Regions from separate parts of the Mus musculus genome. Here regions 2 and 3 are each linked to region 1. The links are chromatin loops, found by intact Hi-C in ENCODE. Cell type or tissue: left cerebral cortex. All regions are shown on one strand. Each heading gives the region's core, and the rest is flanking DNA. Links, peaks and the distances in the headings are about the cores only.

What was found. A loop is a pair of places that touch in the nucleus more often than their neighbours do. Peaks named below come from ENCODE experiments on the same cell type or tissue, not always from the same donor. Only the 100,000 strongest peaks of a DNase experiment are listed, where the experiment ranks them.
Region 2: a loop joins it to region 1, with 2.3 times the contacts of the local background. A loop is called at or near these places in 8 of 42 quality-filtered maps.
Region 3: a loop joins it to region 1, with 5 times the contacts of the local background. A loop is called at or near these places in 8 of 42 quality-filtered maps.

The regions. Positions count from the first base shown.
Region 1 is chr2:102,026,589-102,034,502 of GRCm38, forward strand. All of the region lies in intron 4 of Ldlrad3 (low density lipoprotein receptor class A domain containing 3), which reads right to left. Among named protein-coding and RNA genes, the nearest start is that of Gm39888, 39 kb to the left of the region's middle. In left cerebral cortex, for the core only: CTCF peaks have their summits at 4,244 (motif pointing right) and 6,605 (motif pointing right); DNase peaks (open chromatin) are centred at 3,322, 3,675, 4,238, 6,387 and 1 more place; H3K27ac peaks cover 610 bases.
Region 2 is chr2:102,091,564-102,099,477 of GRCm38, forward strand. The region is part of intron 2 of Ldlrad3 (low density lipoprotein receptor class A domain containing 3); the gene reads right to left. Among named protein-coding and RNA genes, the nearest start is that of Ldlrad3, 91 kb to the right of the region's middle. In left cerebral cortex, for the core only: no CTCF peak of the experiment used is centred there; DNase peaks (open chromatin) are centred at 3,014, 3,067, 3,354 and 4,550; H3K27ac peaks cover 672 bases.
Region 3 is chr2:102,104,273-102,112,186 of GRCm38, forward strand. The region is part of intron 2 of Ldlrad3 (low density lipoprotein receptor class A domain containing 3); the gene reads right to left. Among named protein-coding and RNA genes, the nearest start is that of Ldlrad3, 78 kb to the right of the region's middle. In left cerebral cortex, for the core only: a CTCF peak has its summit at 3,237 (motif pointing left); DNase peaks (open chromatin) are centred at 3,250, 3,371, 4,684 and 5,162; H3K27ac peaks cover 1,448 bases.

The DNA.
Region 1 (7,914 bases), core at 1,769-6,768:
AGGAAGAGGAATGAGGTCAGACGTGTTGCCTCCCCATAGGGCCTGTGGGTCAGAGAAGTCAAGTCTCCATGATTTCCCCAAACGCTGCAACGGGAAAGGTGCCATGCCAGTGATGAATCCTGTAAGAATCAGATGGCGCCAGGGTGGAACTCAGAGGTACAACTTTCTATTTCTCCCAACTTGGAGGAGGAGGAGGAAGAAGAAGAAGAAGAAGAAGAAGAAGAAGAAGAAGAAGAAGAAGAAAGAGAGGTTGCCTCCCTGGGCTGAAGGGTCCAAGAAGGTGGGTGCTCAGAAAGCCCACAGTCCCACCTAACAGCATCTCCATGTCTTTCTGCATTTACAGAGGCAAGTGTGAGGAAGGGAAGATGACAAACTAAGACAGAAGGATGCAGAAAGCTGAGGGCTGGTCACAGGATTAATAAGCCAGGAGAAAATAGGGGACCAGAGGCAAGGGGAGATGGAGAAAAGGACCAACCCTCCCCTCATCTTTGACACCTCTTGGTGCTCAGCAGATAGTGCCTGTGGGAGCCCCGGAGAGTCCACACTATCCACTACCATATTGCCAAGTCTGACCTACTCTTCTCGATCCAGATCAAATGGCTGATTTTCAGCAAGACAGGAGGTTCCTGGGATTAGGTTCAGCACTTCTGTAACAGAACGAACCCAAGAGGGAATAGATGAGTCCATCCTTCACTCAGATCATTAGCAGATACCTCTACCTTCTGCTGGAAGCAAGGCTGGGCTCCTGCTTGCAAACACGCCTGGCTGCCTCCTCCATCACACGCTCAGAGAGCCCAGGAGAGCTTCCTGAGCAGAGCCCAGTATTCATTTCCTACAGCACACGGGGGAAGATAATATGCAAAACTCCCTCCAGAGCGGCATACCTGCAGATTAAGAAATCACTTCCCTCAGACATGCAAAGAGTGAGGACCCCCTGGAGTGAGAATCTAAGACTGAGCCAGGAAAAATCGCATGGTTTGGAGAGCTCCATCTTTACAGAAACTGATGAGCGGCTTGTTAATAGGTTGATGCACTTAGCAGCGCACCTGCTGCATGTTAAGGGGACTATCATTGATGCCTTACACATCTTAAATGGCAGTAACAAGGGCTGAGTAATACGTGCCATTCATTACCCAGGCTCACTGGAATTTCCTCACGGTTTCCATGGAATGCTGACTGTATCATTTTGCCTTGAAGGACATAATATGCACACTATTATAATTTTTATATTTTTTATTTTTGGTATGTGTGTATGGTTGTCCCCAAATGCCTGGTGTCCTGCTGTTACTACTGTTATTTTTGTTATTTATTTATTTATTTATTTATTTAATTTTTTTAGATTTTCTTCTTTAAATTTCATGACTATGGATGTTTTGTCTGTTAAGTATATGTATGTGCACCACATGTATACCTGATGCCTGAAGAGGTCAGAAGAGCACACTGGATCACCTGGGTCTGGAGTTACAGATGTTTGTGAGCCTCCATGTGGGTGATGGGAATTGAACTCGGTCCTTTATAAGAGCAACACATACTCCTAACTGCTGAGCCAACTCTCCAGCCCCATTCTCCTTGTTCTTAAATCAAAAAATATCCAGGTGTTAACTCTGACAGTAAAGTGCTTGTGCGGGCATGAAAAACTGAGTTGGATTCCTGGTAAGGTGGCACTTACATATAATCTCTATAGTGTGTGTGTGTGTGGGGGGGGGAGGTGTACAGGGGATAGACAGTGGGTGGGGAGGTGTACAGGGCATAGACAGTGGGGGGGGAGGTGTACAGGGGATAGACAGTGGGGGGGAGGTGTACAGGGCATAGACAGATGATTCTCAGGATTGCTGGCTTGTCAGTCCAGTGAAATTGCTGCACTCCAGCTACCAGTGAAACCCTGTATTGGAAAATGAGATGGAGCACGGTGTGCTGGTACATGCTTTCTAAAAAAAGATTTATTTATGTATTTTATGTACATGAATGTTCTGTCTTCAGACACACCAGAAGAGGGCATCAGATCCCATTACAGATGATTGTCAGCTATGTGGGTGCTGGGAACTGAACTCAGGACCTCTGGAAGAGCAGACACTATTTTTAACCACTGAGCCACCTCTCCAGCCGGCACATGCCTTTAATCCCAGCAGTCCAGGCAGGTGGATCTCTGTGCATTTGAAGGCAGCCTGGCATACATATCAAGCTCCAGGCTAGCCAAGCCTACATAGTAAAACCCTGTCTGAAAAAGCAAGCAAACAAAAACCAAACAACAACAACAAAAGAAAAAGGCTGTAGATGAGGAGGAAACAAGTCCAAGGCTGTCCTTGGCCTCCACACAAACACATGCACTTGCACATACACATGCACAGAAACACACAAGATAAAAATAAATTATCAAGGTCAATATGCATGTGGCTGTATGCACACACATATGCTTTCCATGAGTGCAAGGGAACTTGAAAGTGAAGAGGTGGTAAAGCCAAACGCCCTCCACTCTCAGTGTTGCTCACCAGAACCAATCCTGTCTACCGGAGTTGGACAATCCTACTTTCCAAAGGGGCAAATATAGGGGCACAACTCAGGGTGCCTGAGAGTTGTTACTGACATGGTGCTACTGTAACCACTGCCTGTCCATCCTCTCACAAAGAACACAAATCAGCACGCCAACAGAGCCATCTTGTTATCCTATAGGAACGGCTCTGAGGCTCTAGGGAGAAAGTCACTTGTCCAGGTCACAAAGCAGGGGAGCCAGGGACAGGGAGACCTGGCATCCCTGAGCTGCCATCTTCCCTCCATTCATACATCCTCTCCCAGCCTGTGTGTGATACAGGAACTCCAAACACAGGCACCAACAGCATGTCCCATAAGTGACATCTCTGTTCATGGGGAGGTGGGTACTGAGAGCTAAATATGACATACAACTGTGACAAAACTGCAGCTGCAGCAGGAAGCTCCAAGGATAAAGGACAGAAGGTGCAAACACCATCATCTGGACAGAATATTAACAGTGGGCTTGCAACTTGTGGTAAAATCCTTGACCATTCATTGCCTCTGTTCCCTGTAAAGTGGGGAATAAAAACATGTACTCTTTTGGACCATTGTGTGGATTAAATGCAAAGTATCCAGTACTTGGGCACATGACACTGTATAACAGACGAGCCATAATGAATAGTTAATTATTTTACTACTCCAAGGCTTAATGACAGTTCATTACAAGAACTGCATTGTCCTGTGAACATGATACTGTGCCTCTGCGCACACCCAGATGGTGGAGTCCTCTGGCATCTGGGCTGCATATCATTGATATGTGGCACAGCGTCTTCCTTCTACAGGCACAGTGAACACAACACCAAGGGATTAAATCAGGCACAGGAGAAAATGATGCATTCAAAAGGCATGGCACACACAGGCCGTATGAGGCTGCTGCTGCTGGCCCAACAACATCCTGCTCCACAATAAACTGTGTGAGGAGCAGGAATTCGCCCTGAAACAGAAGTAGAGCCAACACAGACAGAAGCCAGTAGCAGTTGTTTATTATTGTCACTGACTGGCACACTATTGCATGGTGCCACGTGTTTCTACACCTAACCCTGTCAACATCCTCACAAGCACGTGAACAATGCACCGTGCTGTGACATTGGGGTGGCTGTGTCTTCACTGTGGTGGCAAGACATTTTCAGTCACTTTCCAGCTGTTTCACAGCAAGGCTGCAATACGGAGTCAGTCTACATTGGCTGGGACACCATTTAGGGGCAATGGCAGTATCAGAGTAAGTGCCTGTCATCAAAAGCCATGCTCAGTCGATACACCCACACAAGCACCCCCACCCACCCCACACGCACACACACCCACGCACACAATTTTCTTTCTCACACAGAGACTGGTTACTAAGTCACATCTTTCAGAATAGAGAGTGGATTTGGCAGACAAGCCTCTTAATGTGACTTTCTTTATTTTCTATCTCCAGCTCTTTTATAAATAGGTTTGCCAAATTGATGCTTAATAGCTTAATATCGGGTTCATATTAATCTCACCCTGTCTGAGCTTCAAAGGGACAAACTGTTCTGACTGTTAATGAAACACAATTTTAGTTGCAAATTTCCCTGGGATCAGAGCTGGGGAAAGAAAAAAAAAATCCAAATGATCTAAAAAGACAAACATCTCCCTGGTGCGCTTTTCAAGCCACTGGGATTTTATGCAGCCTCCTCCCAGAGCCAGGGAAATCCAGCTGCCTCGGGAGCCGCTAGATTAAGGCCCCCAAGGACACTAGATGGCGCAAGAACATGCTCCAAACCATGCAGATGTGCCTGCCTCCCTTCACCCACCCTGCTCCAGGCCCAGGTGGGTTCACTGAGACAAGATTTGTGGTACAAACCATGCAGCCTCCGTAAACACTCCAGATTCTACAGCCCAGAGACAGTTGTTTTCATTTTCTGTTCTGACCTGACACACATCTGGGCATTCTCTTCTGGATTCAAAATGTGAGTAAGCCAGTGGAGTCGGTATTCTGCACTGGTGAGCTGCACCTCAAAACCAAGGAAGGCCAGGTGTGATGGTGCACGCCTTTAATCCCAACACTTGGGAGGCAGAGGCAGGCGGATCTCTGAGTTCGAGGCCAGCCTGGTCTATAAAGTGAGTTCTAGGACAGCCAAGGCTACAGAGAGAAACCCTGTCTCAAAACAAACAAACAAACAAACCACGGAAGATGGAAGATTCCGTGTGCTGTGTATTATACCACAGTCCTTTAAAAAGGGCAGATTGTCCCCAGTAATAGCAATACTATTTCACTCAGAAAAGCTAAGCATAAAAAAACTTGGTGCTGTTTCTTGGTTTGGTATATTGTCCTTTGGCCCCAAAGTAACCAATGTATTTATTTACTTTATGACTGGTTAATTTCAGGACCCAACTACTGTCATTCATGATACAACTTCTTCCCTTACAGAGAAATACCAATCCTGCCCTATCTGAGAAGGCCAGAGGCGGGAGGACATTACAGAGGAAAAGCGTCCCCAACCCCCATGGCCAAAACTTGCTTGCAAGCTGCCTCTCATTTCACTGTAATTCCTTGTGTAAAATGCAAGCATCCCTCATCCAAGCACTGTAACAGGCACAGCCTCCCATCCATGTGCACTGAGATCCACTGGGCCCACTTGTGGTGGGACAAAGTCAGACAAGAGCATCCTGAGAGAAGCCAGGGCTGATGGAGCACAGGTAGAAGTTTCTGTCTAGTCAACGGGGTGGATGATCTGGGATGCTGGAGTCTTGACACTGGAAGAACAGGAGATCAAGTGCTTTGATTAAAATTCAGAGAACAATGCATTTCAGACTCCAGAGCTGACAGTCCCCAGGAGTGGTGCAATGATACCACAGCATAGCGTAGCCACAGAAGCTCCTAATCAGCAGCAGTGAGAGGCACAGGGGGTGAGTCACAAGAAGCACCACTCAGGGTGCTGTCTTAATTGGGGTTTTACTGCTGTGAACAGACACCATGACCAAGGCAACTCTTATAAGAACAACATTTAATCGGGCCTGGCTCACAGGTTGAGAGGTTCAGTCCATTATCATCAAGATGAGACCTTCCAGGCAGGCGTGGCGCAGGAGGAACTGAGAGTTCTATATCTTCATCTGGAGACTGCTAGCAGAACACTGACTTTCAGGCAGCTAGGGTGAGGGTCTTAAGCCCACGCCCACAGTGACACACCTACTTCAACAAGGCCATACCTATTCCAACAGGACCACACTTTCTAATAGGGCCACTCCCTGGGCCAAGCATATGCAAACGATCACAGGTGCCTAGCATGGTCTAAGCACTCAGACTTTCGGTAGAGGGCAATGAGCAGTAACAGAGTGGTAGAGGGGGCTGGAGAGAAACCTCAGCTCCAACTCAGGCTTACAGAAAGGCCTTGCAGGCTTGTGGTGAGACCAAAACAGCTCACCAGAGCCCTGTAATGCCTTCTGGTCTCACCTGGCTCAGGCGCATCTGCTTCTTCCTTCCAAATGTCTTCTGGGCCACTCCTGACCTCCCAGTACCCTAGAGATGTAGGTCAGGATCGTACGCTGTATCTAGGACCAGCCCCCACCTGACCCAGGTGGGCACTACAGGCAGGCATCCCCACACTTCCTCTCTTCCAATGGGGGTTCCCTCACCTTGCTGTTCCCTCTACCTAGCAGCCGCTTCCCTCTTCACAGACTCCTGCCCACCTCCAGATTGAAACTGCAAACCTCTGCTTAGAGGACTCCACTCTTATCCTATTGTGCCCTACACTTTTCCTTACACGACTCACATGCTTGTGATTGCCATTTGCCGCCTGTCTCCATGCTCTGCAGTGAGCTAAATGAACATAGTACGTGGGCTTGCAGGAAGCCGAGCCATGGTTATCCTATCAACCAATGTGGGTGGAGGCTGGGAAAGGAAACATCTTTTGGCAGAAAGTGGTCCTAAAACAGTTCACCAAGCAAAGACCCAAAGGAGGCGAGAAGACTGTGGGGTGGGGCAAGGGTGGTACAAAAGTCCCTGCCACCACAAAGTACCTCCTTTCACAGCCTCCAACTGCCTCACTGTGACGGAAATATGGCAGAACTCTGTGCCTCAGCTGCTGTCCTGGCAAAGTGCCCAACCTCAGCTTACACCCACCTGCAGGGGGTGGCAGAGCTTATAGAACTTGGGATGGGAACTGAGAAAAGGGAATTATCTACAGGCTCTAAGCCCAGAAAGCCCCGTGGACCTGTGGCAAGCCTGGCTGGATGTAGGCTCATGTCCGCAGGATGGCTGGAGACCCTTCCTGGCTGGGTTGGCTCATGTCTGCAGCACGGTTGGGGACCCTTCCTGGCTCCTTGTTATTTTCATTCTGGCCTGAGACACAGGATGCTGGATGTGAAGATGAAGGCTGTATTGACAGGAAATTCCAGACCTCATACCTCTGGCCTTCTTAGAAGCAGCGAGACACCAGCTCCTGTTCATAGTAGCCTTAGCCACCACCCCTGCAAGTCAGACTCCCTGGCTTTGACATAGTCAAGAGGGACAGGCGAATAGAAGGCCTCCAGAATTGTACAGTGCACCTTTGAACTTAACCTCTCCCCCATGGTGACCAGGGCATCTGAAGACAGGGCTCCCTCCCCCATCCTTCCCTCTCTCTCCCTCCAAAGCAGACTGCTAGGTCTTATCACCTCTCCTGTGCGAAATCTCAAATCTGCCTGTTTTGCTCCACAGGACTTGGCATTTGCCCTCCGTGTCCTTCATTTGGTTATAAAAGTGGAGGCCCAGCATGGTCTCTCAGGGCCAACCTTGGCCTCTGCCTACTACTGCCCATCACACCTGAAGCTGCTCTTTGTGTAAGTCTGACCACACGTGTCTGCTATGTGTTGCTGCTGCTGCTCTTAGGATGTAATGATTTCTGTGACATCACAACCCCCCAGGCCCTAGCCGAGCATCTGTGCACGGTGACTTAGGAATCTGCATTTGTCAAGCACCTGGCACAGAGCAAGGCCGAGCAAGGCAGTGCTAACTGTGTAAGATGGACCAGTGTTCTCGGGGGAGGCAGAGGAGGCTGCACTTACAGGGCTGAGCCCTATGGGGTGGGTGTTGATACAAGTGCTGATTAACTGTTTGCCTAGATACTGTATCACAAACAAACAGGAAATTAATTCTCCATCTTTCAATTCCCTTTCTGAGTTTAATTGCAAGCCATATAATTGGTCTCAATTTCCTTTAAATAAAAAGCCTTCTGCTATCAATATGTAACAGCAAGGAACTCCAGCTCTCTGCTACCTCGGATACTTCTCCTTCCTCCAACACATGGGGAAACAGCTGGACACATTCTGATATATTTTTGAAGGGCACTAAAACACCCCACCCAGACCTTCGAGGTAGCAAAAGCAAGGCAAGTGTGTGCTTTAGACACCTGCAGGCAGATGTAAAATGTAAGCGTGACAGGC
Region 2 (7,914 bases), core at 1,011-6,010, 64 kb after region 1:
CAGCTACTAAATATTCAAGCTCTTCCCCCCCCCCCCCATTTTTTGCAGAGGAAATATGTTGTACAGGGTCTTGCCTCTAATCTCTAAGGCTCCTCAAAACCCTCCACACTGATGAGCCAGGCCATACACTGACCTGCAGGGGGCAGCATAACAATGGTTTAGGCTCACTCTGGAATGTCTGTATTCATATCTTGGCTCCACCTTTCCTGTAAGCTTCAATCCTATATAAAGGGTGTGTGTCTGTGGGATTTAGTGTGGCAATCTAAATTCTTTATGATATCAGCCATGCAGAGCACTGAGCAGAGAGTCTGGTGTACAACGTTGCAACAATATTCCCAGGTTGGCACAGACCCCAGAGTGCCTCTGTATACTCTGCTCACTAGGAGTCCAATCTTTTTGCATATGTAAACAATTCAAAATCTATTCCTACACATGTGCTCGTGTGCCAGCAAACGGTTCTGTCTTCCCACAGGGACAATCATAGGTATCTGGTGCTTAGACGTGACCAAGTCCCTTTAGAGTGGAGGAAAGTAGAGCCTAGGGGAGCTCGAGCGCTCAGCTCACCCACAGCAAGAGCTGGCTCCTGCACAACCCTGCGAAAGAGACAGTAACAACCAGGAGGAGGGAGGGAGGGGGGGTCTTCTAGAGTTTGCCATTCTCCCTGCATAGGAACACCCAGGCTGCCTGAGCAACAGCTGATCTGAGGAGGGCTGCATCTTTTCAGCCGGCTGAGCTGCCTGTCTCTTCCCCTGAAACCCTGTTAGTCACTATGAGTACCCTACCTCCCTGGAATTAAATACAAAAGCCACTGAAGCTGCCAGGGTCCACAGTTCTTGGGCACAAAAGCCCCTCATTAGCCTCTGTCCCTGTCTTAAAATCTAAGCAAAACATTAGGATGTAATGACAGAGGATGAAGATAATAGGTATCCGCAAATGCTGACCAGGGAGGGGTGTCCCAGGGTTCACATCCACTGGGATCCAACTGTGGGAAGAATGGTTACTTAACAGGCAGGAACAGGGATGAAGCAGAAGGAGACGTTGTGAAGACAGGCTGTTAAAACAATCAAGAGGTCCTTTAAAAGTCTTGAGAGACATATGGGGGAGGTGTCTGTCTCTGTCTATCTCTCTGCCTGTCTGTCTCTGTGTCTGTGTGTCTCTGTATGTGGTTGTATCTCTGTGTGTGCATGCGGCAGATGGAAGGAACCCTGCTGCTCTTTAGCAACCCTATCTGGCTACCTGTTAGGAAAAGCCTAGCCGAGAAAGCGGCCACGAGAGAGCAGGACACGTTGTCCGTGCATTTCCAAAGTCTTTCTTCCTCGATGGGGTCACTCAGCAAATATACGCTATGCTGGGAGCGCACTGTGCTTGTTGCTGGGAAAACTGAGCAAGATAAATTCAGGCCTTTTGCTGGCTGTCTGAAAACATCTAATGGCCCTAGAAAGCAAACACCCATGGCCTTTATTGCATCTGATGCTGACAAGTCATAGGTAGAAACACACAGTTCTATGTGAACTGGAGGAAAGAAGGTCTACCTGCCGGGGAAGAGAGGGGACAAAGATTTCTGGGAAGGAATGGCTACAGAGTGAGGTATTCCTCTTTTTATGTACCAAGACAAATCTATCCATCAATCTACCTAAACATGCATTAACCCACTCACCAATCAGTTAATCCATCCATCTATCCATCATCCATCCATCCCTCCCTCCCACCAATGGTTTGAAAATAGACCCATGCACTCATCAACCCATGCACTGACTCCTTCATTTACCTATACCCATCCATCATCAACATAACCACCCACCCAACCACCTATCCACATTATTTTGTTTGTGTTTTGATTGATTGTCTTTTAAAACAGGTTCCCACTTGGAAGCCCAATGGAGTCTGGAACTTGTTATGTAACCCAGGCTAGCCTCCAACTTGCAATTCTCCTGCCTCAGCATCTGGAGTGCTAGAAATACAAGCATGAACACCAGGCCCATATTCTGTGTGTGTGTATAAGTGATCATGAATGTGCATGTGCATGCATGTGTTGGTAGGTGTGCACATGTGTGTGGAGGCCAGAAGATAACCTCAGCTATTATTTCTAAGGTACTGGTCACCTTGTTTTGTTTGTTTAAGGGTCTCTCACTGTCCTGGATATTGCCAAGTAGTTTAGGATGGCTGGCAAGAAAATCACAGGCATCCACTCAACTACCATCTGTGATGGTTTGTATATGCTCGGCCCAGGGAGTGGCACGATTAGAAGGTGTGGCCCTATTGGAGTAGGTGTGTCACTGTGGGCATGGGCTTTAAGACCCTCATTCTCGCCAGGCAGTGCTGGAGCATGGCCGGTGGATTTCTGAGTTCGAGGCCAGCCTGGTCTACAGAGTGAGTTCCAGGACAGCCAGGGCTATACAGAGAAACCCTGTCTCGAAAAAAAACAAAAAACAAAAACAATAACAAACAAACAAAAATCCTCATTCTAGCTGCCTAGGGTCTTCTACCCGCCTTCAAATGAAGATGTAGAACTCTCACCTCCTCCTGCACCATGCCTGCCTGGATATTGCATGAACCTCTGATTCTGTAAGCCAGCTCCAATTAAACATCTTTTTAAGAGTTGCCTTGGTCACGGTGTCTGCTCACAGTGGTAAAACCCTAATTAAGACACCATCTCTCTAGTGGTAGGATTACCACACCAGGGTCTCTGTCTCTTGTCTCTCTCTGTCTCTCTCTCTCTCTCTCTCTCTCTCTGTGTCTGTCTCTGTCTCTGTGTCTGTCTCTGTCTCTCTCTCAGAAGACTAAACAAAACAAACAAAACAAAAAGCAAGGGCTCCAGGGAAATGAACTCACATCCTCACATCTGCAAGGCAAGCATCCACTGACCCCGATGCGGCCCCAGCAGTGGCCCACATGTGGCTCACATTCCTTCACCACAGTTTCTGTTGCTGTTTTACACAGTTCTGTTCTGAAGCCAGGAGAGAATTCAAAGAACTGCATGATGTCAATCCTGTAAATAATCAGTATTCCAGGGAAGGTGCTGGAGGGCACGTTTCTACTTTAGAAGGGAAGGAAGGCTCAGAAAGAAATACCCCATGCTAAGTTCTAGGCAGGGTCAAGAACAGCAAGCCAGGGCTCCCCTGCTGCTCCTCTGCAGCGGCCTCGCTGCCCACCCTTGAATTCACTCAGAGCCACTGTGCTGCTTTTAAATTGTTTGTTTTGTTCTGATTTTACCCAAGCCCTCGGCATTCATTCGCAGGGTAAACAGGACACTGCTCCTCTGTAATTTTCCTCAAGGCTGTCCTTAAACATGAGCCGGTAAGGATGACTGCTGATTGGCAGGAGAAGAAAGTCTGGCAGAATTAACAAATTAGGTGATGACACCATCTGCCTTTGTACTCCTCCTGTCGGCAATGGAAAACAAAATACTTCTGAAATGTAGAAGTCGAGGGAGAGGCTGGCACAAGACCAAGGGATATTAACTAGAGAGCCCAAGGAAAGCGGGCATTGTTTTCTCGGTCGTTCACATGCGCCAAGGTGAGAGTTGCATCGCAGCACGATTATTCAATGTGCAGCTGATGTTTTCTTCTCAACCATGCCTTGCAAGGAGGGGAGGGGGGTGAAGGGCAGAGCAAGAACCTGGTCCTTCACTGTCTGGGTAGACATAAGCTTTAATGATGAAATGATTCCCCATAAAGAGTCACAGCTTCTTCTGGGAGCCTCTTGAATTATGAAAGGCATAGCCACCTAATACTGAAAACTTGGGCAGGGCACTAAAGAGAGATGCCCACCCCTGCACCAGGGAGGTTGGTTGGGGGAGTGGTGTGTGTGTGTGTGTGTGTGTGTGTGTGTGTGCGCGCGCATCACACAAGGTAGAGCTCAACATCAGGCGTCTTCTGCCTCTATGTTTTGAGATTCTCTCTCTCTCTCTCTCTCTCTCTCTCTCTCTCTCTCTCTCTCTCTCTCCCTCCTTTTCTCCCCCCTCCCTCTCTCTCTGAACCTAGAGAGTCTATCAGCTGGTTAGCCTAACTTTACATGTATGCTGAGTGGTGAGGGTTGCTTAGCAAGCATTTTACCGGCAGACTCATGTTCCAAGCCTTGAAGAGGGATCTTAATGACACAACCTATCTGTACCAAGGATGGGCCTGTCTGAGATCATCTCTTCCTGGTCTCATGAAGAGGATCCTGTAGCTGTCCCCTAGTCTCTCTGATGTCAAAGCACTGGTACTGTAGCTCCTCAGGCTGACGGCCACGCGCACTGCATCACCCACAGTGTCAACAGCTTCCCATTTCCCACCACAAGTGGAGACACTGACCCAGCCACACTGCCAGATTGGAGCCAAGTAGGACCTGATGCAGTTAGGAGCCAAGAAGTGTCTACTAACAGGTAACTCATCAGCCCTGCAAACCCACTGCTACTCTGAAAGCAGACGGGGGCTCATTATAAAGAACAAATGTCTTGAGTACCACCTGTGCTCAGTGAGTTGAACTTGAGTTCTGTTCCAGCAAGAGACAATCCTGGCGCGGTCTTTGGAATCCCAGAAGTTAGGAAGACTTTAAAGACAGAGAACAAAAGGCTGCTTAGGGAGTCCAGCAAGAATTCATCCTTGGATCTGTTTACCACAGAACCCTCAGTGGAAACAAAGAAGTGTGTAAAAGCCCACACATTTTTTTAAAAATAGACATGAAGCTGTTCTGCTTGAAGCCGTTTTGCTTGAAGCAGGAAAAGGGTCCAAACCCAAAACCCCTGCTGCTCTGTGTTCCCCTTTCTCCTTGGTGGCAGTCACCCTTGGCACCCCAGAGGCCCAGTCCAAAAAGCAATGATATAGGAATTGGCAATACAGCCCCACCAGGAAGGCTGAACCCCACTTCATCCTGACCATTGTTCGGCTGCTCTCAGCTGCACTTGGCTGCACGGCTGAGATCGGGGCAGCTTCCCCTTTGTACTTCGATTCTTCACAGACAAGGATGACCATCGCTGCATTGTCTTGAAGATGATGATGGGATTATTAATAACGACAGCTGATACCCCACGAGACACAAGTCTAAGGGTCATGAGACTTTGTTGTAGAGCAGCCTAACTGTTTAACAGGTATAAATGTATTTAAGCTCTACCAGAAATGTCCCACATAGGCTCATGTGGCCACCAGTTGTGGTGGACCTAGAGGTATCCCCCCTCTCCTCCCCACCCTCTCCTTTTCCCTCTCCCTCCTTCCTGACTGCAGATATGACGTGACCAGTCACCTCTCTCCTCCCACCATGCCTCCTCCATGATGGTCTGGATCCGCTCAAGCTGTAAGCCAAAATCAACCCTTCCTCTTTGCTTTGCTTTGAGTGAGGAATTCAGTCACAGAGCTGGAGAGAGTCTATTTCACCCTTTCCCCATTTCACAGATAAGCAAACTGGAGTGGAGAGAAATTCACACATGGGCATCACATGTAAAGGAACAGCACTAACCCCAGCATAGCCTGTTCCAGCCTTGGGTACACACACACACACACACACACACACACACACACACACCTCCCCGCCCCCCCGCCCCCCCCCCACTCTTGCCGAGAAGTTCATTTCTGGCCCAATGAAATGATTTTCTCACAAGATCAACAGGAGTCCACCTGATGATGTCTTTAGGGAAGAATATGCAGGAAGGGGCCTTTAAAGCAAAACGAAGAGTGGACACATGTGGTCGGTGTCAGGTCCTTAGCACTACTGTTGAGGGTGGACAGCTTCTGAAGGCACACCCTGATAGAGATGCCCCTCGGCTGCCTGCACCTGAGAGAATGACAACATGCTGCGCATCTATCTCTTCTACCTGCATATCGAAAGATGCAAGGTTTGTCCAAGCGATGACCTCATGCATTAATATCGGAATCTACCTTGGCACCTGGGGTCAGCATACAGCAGACACCCCTGGCTCCCTGGGCTGCTGGCTTAGATGCAGATTCCTAGATGCCCTATTTGGGAGATTTCATTCAAGCAGGCTTTGAGTCATTCCTGTGTCTATAATAACAAGGCAGTCAGGTGTCCTGCCAAGCACAGGCAGGCTGGGGGCTGTTCCTAACAGCTGCTAGCCCCAGGTGGTAAACGAGCTAGACTTTCTTTCACTGCTATTCAGGAACAAACTCAATGAGAACTTTTATTTTTCTTATTTTATTTTATTTTTTGGTGACACCACGTCGAACAGCTTCATGCTGAACTGTCAAGATAAGCCTACAATATTCTTGCATTCTTCCACAAGATGTATTAGTCACGGCATTGTGGGTAGTGCAGTGGCTGTCAGGTGACAGCGGGCGAGCATTTGAAGCTGTTTTACCTGACAACTTTTTAGGGGAGTTGAAAGTATGAGGTAATGACAGGGAATCGCAACAGGCATTATTGAAGGCTGGCTGAGTGACAGGCACTGTATGTACTAAGAGGGTGTCAAGCAGTCATCTTTCAGAAGCCACTAACATAAGAACTACTCATCTCTCATGTTACACATGTGGCGGTTGCTGAGGTACAGAGAGGTTAAGTGGCTCGCTCAGGGTCACACAGCAGAAAATAGTCAAAGATCATTTGGTCCTCTCCTGGGACTCTGCAGCCCCCACTCTTGACCACCAACCACACAGCTACACTCTTCCCTTGGCAGCTCCAGGTCCTACACCAGCAACTTAGCAACTTCGATAAGCATCCTTGAAACCCTTCCCTTATCCTTAGGAATGACTTTATGCAAAGCTAAACATGCAGAATACTTGTCATCCTTTGGGCTTTATTCTGCTTTTTCTTCTCAGGAAACTCCTTGTGTTTCCTTCAGACTTGTGTAAGGAAACCTTGACCTTGACACAGGGGCATTTGGTGTGCCCTCTAGGAGGTGGTTATGTGATGAGGGTGGAGCCCTTGCAGTGAGATTAGTGCCTTTCAAAAGAGTGGGGAGGGGTGCTCATGCTAAAGAGCATCTCTGGGAGGACCAGGCTCCTACAATGGCATCTGTGGACCAAGGACTTCCCTGAAGAGCTGGGCAAGCCGTTCTTAAACCCACACACCATCCACACCTCTTCCTGGCTACCAGACCCTCCTTCCTCACTCTTCCTCTCTTCCATCCTCTTCCTCCTCCTCTCTTTCCATAAAAGCCCAGCTCACTCCACAGTCTGATGCCTTTCCCTTCTGCTGCCACCCCAGGATATCTCTTGAATACCAAGACCATCCTGATGTCTGCAGTGGCAACATCTGTATCATAACCACTGCTCAACACTTCCTTGAAGTTGAAAAATCCAAGGTTCTCCCCCAGTCACCTCCAGAGCCAACGTCCTGGCTACTATAGACCAAGACCGTTGGCATGATCACGAAACTCAGATCCTTGAACTTAACCTCAGCATGATCGTGAGCTGCGAGGATATAAAAGATAGAACGAGCCGGGCAGTGGTGGTGCACACCTTCAATCCCAACACTTGGGAGGCAGAGGCAGGCGAATTTCTGAGTTCAAAGCCAGCCTGGTCTACAGAGTGAGTTCCAGGACAGCCAGGGCTACACAGAGAAACCCTGTCCAAAAAAAAAAAAAAGAAAGATAGTACAAATAAAGGAACCTTGAAGTCAGAAGGAAGAGCTAAGCCACATTGTGGTCACTATCACAGTCACCTTAGCACTCCTTTAGGATAGACTGATTCTGAGGCCGACATTGTCACTGAGATGTCACTCACGTGCCACCACCTGAGAAGGGATGCTGTACTCCCTCCCATACCTTTCATATTGATAGGCTCATTGGGTGATAAGGGAAAAGCCTTGATTTATCAGTGCAAGTGGTGCCCTTCTAAGAGAGGACAGAGGAACAGGGTCATCTGTCCCATCATGTGGTATGGCAAGAAATGAAGCTATCCAGTAAGCCAGGAAGTGGGGCCTCACCAGACACCACATATAACATACTCAGACACTACTTGCCTTCTTGATCTCCAGAGCTGT
Region 3 (7,914 bases), core at 1,011-6,010, 77 kb after region 1:
TATTTATACTTATTCTATCCTCCAGAGAGGGCACACCTCACACTTAGACTTTGCACTTCTAGTCTCCAAAACTGTGGAAGAGCCACTTTGTGTCATCCGGGGTGTGATACAGTGTTCTAGAAGTTCTAAGAAACTGATAAGCCCAGCGAGCTGGGGAGCACTTTGTCTTTTTTTTTTTCCTCATGCAAAACTTCTGGCATCTTTTGGGAAAAACAAAAGCAGAACTACCGGGGTCTCTTAAGCAAAGGCTGCAAGAGAGAAGATTTATGGGAAGTCTGACAACCTGGATTTGTTCCTATATAGGTGACTGGCAGGTCCTACCTAGGAATGAGGGATTCTAACATCAGAACCAAGAATCTTTTCTCATGGCGGCTGTACAGGTATAAAATGCAAGCGTGGGGGAAGAGGGAGAGGAGCGTCTGCATCAAGTTTTAAAATGGTTTCAGGCCAGTGTATGAAGTGAAAGGTCTCTATGCACAGGTACTGGAGAAGGCTACAGGTCACAAAACGGAACACAACCAGACAAATCCACATAGGTATGCTCAGCTCTGAGGACAAGCCAACCACAGCCACTCTGGCAGTTGGGGACCAACTCCAGGTTCACTGCAGGTTCACTGAGGCTGAGACTCTGGGAAGAATGCAGAGGAGGCTCCACCAAGAGCCACACTCAACTCAGGTCTGCAAAGATTTGTTCTTTTTCCCTCTGGCACCAGCTTGGGTATCCAGCTGGCTCTCTAGAGAGATAAGCTGAAGGACATTTTGACATTGGCTGGCTAAAGACTCCCTCAAACAAAAAGATATTGAGCCAGGAAATAAAACAGTTTCTGTGGCAGAGCCTCGCTTACTGGAGTGTAGGAAGGTGAGGGACCGGGCATGTGGAGGCTGCAGCCGACCATACCATGCTGGGCAGATAGAGACCTCACGCAATTTTCTGCTTGTTCAGAGGTGGATAGTATACTGTTGCCCGAGGCACAATACCTATTGGATAAGATCAGCTTCTTTCTGATTACATCATGCAATGAATGATTTGAACATGCCCTCTGGTGAAGGTGCGGAGACAGTCCCTTATCTTATAGCCAAGGAAGTATGTGCTGAGAAAAGTATAGTAGCACTGAGGGCGTCGGGGACTGTGAGAACCCAGCATGGTCTGGCCCTAAAGCCCTGTTCTGAACTATAGGATATATGATTTCACCTTTGGGATGGAAGAACCCAAGGGTCTGGACGTGACTGAGTTACCAGAGGTATTTAAAAACACACAGCAAAATAACACAAGTAGGAAAGAAAGAACACACAAGAGTATACACATGGGTCAGCATGAAACCACAATCAGTCTCTGGGCCACTCTGAGGGCCACTTCTGTTGTCAGAAGTCCAACTCCTTCAGAAGCCTGTGGAATTCAGTACTTCACTAGGGCTAGCCAGAGTTAAGACCTGCAGGAATAGGGACACTTCACATGTGACACAGCAGATATTCAAGCAGAAACTGAGAGTAGGACTGTCCCCAAGAGATGGAGCAAGTATGGCAAGCCAGTTTAAAAAAAAAAAAAAAAAAGGCCCGTGTCCACTGCTTCCAGGTTAGCCCAGGGGAGCACTCGTGTCTTCCCAGTGATCCCCTGGGAAGAAAGAAGAGTCCTCTCCCAGGGCAGCCATTATGAAGCTTCACCAATAGAGTGGACGGTGTAAACGAAAAGCCCTGGAGGTTGTACAGCAGGATCAAGTGGTCATCAGGGCCACAATTCCCCCATCGACTCCAGGCGGATTCCCTTCCTCACCCCACCTTGTCTTCTAGGGAGCACGGTGAACCCTTGGCATCCCTGGCTGAAGGCTGTGTCACTCCCACCTCGGTCCTTGTCAGACAGTATCCCTCCCTCATGTCTTTACATTATCTTCTTAGAACACCACGCAGACTGCAATAAGGGCTCTCCCTACTATAATATGACCTCATGTTAACTATTCACATCTGCAGTGACCCAATTTCCAAGTTAGGGCATGTCCTTGGTTACTGGGAATTAAGATCTGAACATGCTCTTATGTTCAAACCACCGAGAAAGCAGAAGCCGATGCCTGTGAAAGTCATCACACTTCACAAGTGTTGGACACGCATGCATCTCTAGGTGACAACTTAAAACACAACGGTGATGAGTCCATGGCTGTGCTAGTGTACGGGGTGACTGTAGCCAGCTTCCACAACCTGAACGGCTTCAGCAGCAGAAGCTGATTTTCCCGAACTTCTGGAGGACAGATGTCCAAAATCAACGTATATGAGACACGAGGACAGCCGGCTTTCTTCTCCCTGTGGCTTTACATCACCTTCTGTCTCTTGGTATCTGAGTCCAAATTTTCTCTCTTGGAAGGACTTCAGCTGTGATCATTTAAGGCCCACTCTGTGACCTCATTTTAATTCAATTATGTCTTTGCGGTGCTTAATTGTGACTGTCAACTCCAGTGGGGTAAGAAATGCCTGCAAGCTCAGTAAAGCACACCTCAGGTACATCTTTGGGGGTGGGGCACGGTTCAGAGAACATCAGATCCTGAGTTCTCAGACCTAATCAATCGATGTATCCCACAGTGAAAGGCAGGAGGTGAGGCTTAGCTTGAGGAAGTCACTGGGGATGAGTCCTAGGGGTGACATCTTGCCTTGGCTCTTCCCTGTACTGTCTCCTTCTGCTTCTTGGTGACCAGGATATGAAGCGCACTTCTCCACCATGCCCTCTCCGTCAGGATGGCTCCTCTGAAACAGGGAGCAATGACCCCCTTCCTCCCTTCTACGCTGTCAGGTATTTGGTCACAAAGCAAGCAGAGTAACTAATCCATTCTGCTAAACTCCACACCAAGCAAGGTCGAATCCAGAGGCACCGTGCGGAAGGATTTCAACCTCAGACTGCAGCAGGTAGCATTACCTGATTCAAAATATTGGTGGTTCGGCAATTCTGTTTGGATCCAGCTGAAAGGGAAAAATCCATTCAGCTGTAGCTGCCTCCCACAACTCACTGAGAGGTTCCGGCCTTCACTGGCCACAACACCGCAATGGCCACCATCCCGAAGCACGCTGCATGCAGCCCATGACAAGCCTGGATTCCCCAGTCTTTGTACATGCTAAGCCATTAGAAGGCAGCTTATTGAAACAGCCAGTGTCCCGTTCAGGCTAGCAAACTCAAACTCCACTTCCCCCTCTGCTTGCTCTGAGTCCATGCCAACTTAGTTGGTTTAAAAGAAAATGTTACATGTGGTGCCATCTAGAGGCAGAAGAAGCCTAGGACGGTGACAAAAAAAAAAAAAAAAAAGAGGAGGACCCCTTTATACTTCTAGGGGACCAGAGTTCCACACTTGCCCCTGAAACTCTATCCAGTTCTTCCACCATCATGCCTGAGCAATGAGTAAGCAAGAGCGGGGCACAGTGGAGGCAGATGGAATTCGGATTCCAAGTCTGCACCTACTTTCCCACGTCTCTGGTTTGGGAGATTCATTAAAATGTTTTCTTTTAACATCCTTTAGTTTCTCCTCCACACTCCACCAGACATGCACGCACCCAGGCAAAAGTCAGAGATGATAAAAGTGCCACACGTGACCAAAGACACGATGAAATTCTCCCAAGGAGAACTAATCCCACTTGTGAGGAGGAACCCCCAACAGTTTGTCGAGACACAGAGATAACAGTAAAAGCCCATGGCAGAACAGGAAGGTCTCAAGGCACTCGGCTCTAGACATCTGTGTCTCTGCTTTAGCACTGGGAATGGGACTTTGCTTCTAGGAAGAGGTTTCAGAGGCCCATAGGACTAAAGGCCACCTTAAAAATCATTATTGGAGAAAAACATTATTGATGTGTTGAATTTTTTCCTATAGTTTGTATTCTGAATGTCCCTCAGAGGCCCAAGTGTTAAAGTTTTACTGACAGGAGTAGGAAGGAGGTGACGGAGCCTGAGGAGGTGGGGTCCAGAGTTAGTGATCTGACAGGACAGTTAAGAGCACTTGCTACTCTTCCAGAGGACCTGAGTTTGATTGGCAGCACCCATGTTGGGCAGTTCACATCTCCATCCCTCTGGCCTCCATAGGCACCTGGCTACATGCAAACATGTATGTGCATGCACATGAGAGAACAAACACTCATAATTAAAAATAATAGCACTATAAAGAAAAAGTCTACTAGGAAGCCTTTAGGCCATTGGGGGTGGCCTGAAGAGGATGATGAGACCCGGGACCTTCCTCCTCATTCTCTTTTCTGCTTCCTAGTCATGAGGTTTCACTTCACTGTTCACTCTCCCACCACGACACACCATCTTCCACAGGCAACAGAGCCAACTGGGTTCTGAGGTTAAAAACTCCAAAATAACTCTCTTTCTTTATAAGCCAACTACTCTCTTTTGCATTAGTTGCAGGAATTTCTGTTAACTACAACAAGCACAATACAGGTAACATAGATCCACGGGTAATACAGATCCACAAGATCAGCGAAGGGTCACCTACACAGGTGAACAAAAAATACTCTTGGGAGTCTCTGATAGAGGAAGGCTATGGGGTCTTCTAGAGCCAACATGCAAGCTCTGTGTGCTTGCTGGGCCTCTGTGACGACAGCTCCTTCCTAGTAAAGCTCCCGTGGCAACCCAATGCGTTGCTCTAGGACATAAGGTGCCTGGCTCAGTACGGTGCCCAGGACACTCAAGCACATACTCACTGTGGCTCCTGAAAGTGAGCGCTCTCACGGAGGCATCGCGTTTCCTGACACATATGTCTCATCATTTTATTACCACAGAAACAGAGGGAAGACATGAAAAGCAATTTGAATAAACTTATCACTCAGGGCAATTCACTAGCCAAGAACTAGCACACCAAAATAAAGCCTCCGAGCCCCAGCTCTGAGCGGAGGTCCTCCAGAGGCACTCTGCACAACAGCTAATACCCGCAAGGCCCAGGTGAGAGTTAATTTCAATTCATCAACAAATATCTCACAAAGAAATAAAACTAATAGCTAAAAATATAAGCATTCTACCTTGTTAACTAAAAAAATTAAAAATGTAAAATACATGAACTGCTCTCAACTATTAAAATAACCAGGAAAAGAGAGTTTATTTTAAAGATATTACTCAACGCTGCCAAGACTAAAATAGGTCCCAGACTTCACTCCTGGCCAGTGAAAGCAAACCAGTGCAGGCCTATAGCAAAACAAGTGGGCAGTCTGTGGACACGGGCAGGAAGAGCTCCCGCCCTACAGCACAGTCTTGTTTCTGAGAACCCAGTCCTGGGAAATGGGTGGTGGGGGTGCCATCCCCACTGTCAAGCTGTCAATGCCAAAGACTCTTCAGTAGCAGAAAGCTGAACAACGTTAGCAGGGAGAGATAAAGATGAAGCTCAGGGCAGATACTGGCCTGGGACACGTGAAGTCCTGGGTTCAATCCCAAGCAGCAAAAGTTAAAAAATAAAAAACAAGAGAAAGGACTAGTAGCATAATCAGTAATATCATACCAAATTAGTGGATTATTATCTAGGAATTAAAATGGTAGAGAAGGGCTGGAGAGGTGGCTCCTTGATTGAGAGCACTAGCTGCTCTTCTGGAGGACCAGGGTTCAGTTCCCAGCACCCACATGTCCATACCTCCAGTTCCAGGGGAGCCAGTATCCTCATACAGACATGCAGGCAGGCAAAACACCAATGCACATAAACTAAGATATTACATGATAGTGAATTATAGAAAAATCACTAAGAGGACATCACGGGGAAATCGCAATGGAAAAACTGGGAATGAAAAACTGGACTTTCCATGGTGATTGCAAATGGGAAAAACCTGAGTGAAAAGCTTCCAAGATGCTGAGTGCATGTCACAGGGACAGGCTCCGATGACATTCCTTTGTCCTCCTCCACTCAATTTTTGCAATATGTGATATTTTAAAAACCCTTTATGATAGATTTTTTTTCCTTATTTTCTAAAAGTCTTTCCTCTCTACTGCAGATACAAAGCAGCTGCTCACAAGACCACATCCCACCGCGGGACCCATCTCCAGGCTCCCTGTGCCCTTTCAAAAGAGCAAGGATTTGCAAGCTCTTTTCTAAAACATTATCTTCTCCATGCCAAAGTGCCTCAGAGTGCTGGATGCCATGACCTCCCAGAGGTCACAGTGGCCACCTCCCTGCCCTTCCCTGAGGCAGACAGTTGTTTCAAAGAAACTCCTTCCATGAAGGTGGCTGCTCTCAGAGAAAGTGAACTCTTCACCTCTGCCCTCAGCCCTGTGCTGCTGGCCCAGGCTGACCCCACCACACATCCTGTCACCTGCGGAGGATGTTTCTATGTGATGCTAAACACAGTGATGAACAGAAGCCAAAAGGCGGAACAGGGTGGGAGAGATGGCTCAGTGGTTAAGAGCATCTGCTTCTCTTTCAGAGGACCAAGTTTAGCTCCCAGCATCCATGTCAGATGGCTCACAATTATCTAACTCCAGTGCCAGGGTATCTGATGCCCTCTTATGGCCTCTGAGGGTACCAGTAGTCAAGTGGACTATATCCACAAGCAGATAGATACATTTACATGTAATTAAAAAGAATAAAGGTAAGTCTATTTTTAAGTAAAGGACATGCAATAGAGTATGGCGAAATTGCAGTGCATATATTTTCACCATACAATGACTAACAATACACAGAAACACAGCTCATGTTAAATAGAGAAGGCAAGGCATGGGCTGGGAAGACGCGTCAGTGGCTAAAGCTCTCGCAAACGTGAGGACTGCAGTTCAGATCTCACCCAGTAACTGCAGCCTTGGAAGCAGAGACAAGCAAAGCCCAGAGAAAGCTAGCTCGAAAAGCTGGCCGTATCGGTACTTCATGTAAGAAGAGAGCCTGCCTCAATGAAGAAGTTGGAAGAGCAATGAAGGGTGATTCTAACAGCAACCTCAGGCATTCACCTGTACATGTACATACTTAGCTCACACACATGAAAATAGGGGAAGAAAAATAAAATCCATACAATCACGCCCTGATGACACAGACTACCCATTGCTGTGTTTTGAACTGCTTTTCAGCTCACTTTGTGTGCTTATAAACCAGAGGCTCCATGCTACTAATTTCAGCACACATACTAAGACATCACCACAGTGCTCACAATTAGACGCTGTCCTGCTCCCACTGAGAGAAGACAAAACCGGAGTCCTCTCAGGGGGAAGAATGTCCTTCAATCCCACCAGCAGTTGCTCAATTAGAATATTCTGGAAGCTTTTCTTCTCTTCTCTTCTCTTCTCTTCTCTTCTCTTCTCTTCTCTTCTCTTCTCTTTTCTTTTCTTTCCTTTTCCTTTCTTTTCTTTTCTTTCCTTTTCCTTTCTTTTCTTTCTCTCTTTCTCGCTTTCTCTCTTTCTTTCTTCTTTCAGTTTTTCAAGACAGAGTTTCTCTGTATAGCCCTGGCTGTCCTGGAACTCACTCTGTAGACCAGGCTGGCTTTGAACTCAGAGATCTGCCTGCCTCTGGCTCCTAAGTGCTGAGATTAAAGGCGTGTGCCACCACTGCCCAGCTTCTGGGAGCATTTCTAAGATTACACATTCCCCTAAGGATGCAGGAGAGGACCATGTTTGAGTCTGGATGGTCTTCTTCCAAATCTCACACTGAGCTCCATGGCTGGAGAAGATTCTGAAAGACACTTCAAGGGAAAGCTCATTGTCTCTTAGAAAGGAACGTTCACGTCCCTTTAATGCCTAAGCAGGAGTTGTTTTCTCCATTGAATGCAAAGCTGGACAGGCGATGTGTTTGTAGGTATAGTCAAAAAATATTAATTATGTCTGCATCAAACACTAGACAAATGGCTGTTGGGCATCTGTCACACTTGGGAGTAGGATGGAGGCTAGCCAGGAACGAGCCTGCTCCAAAGCAAACCAAATAGCTCCAAGCAGCTGCCAACACAACCTTTGTTTAAAACAAGTCTCTTTCCACCACCTCTTCT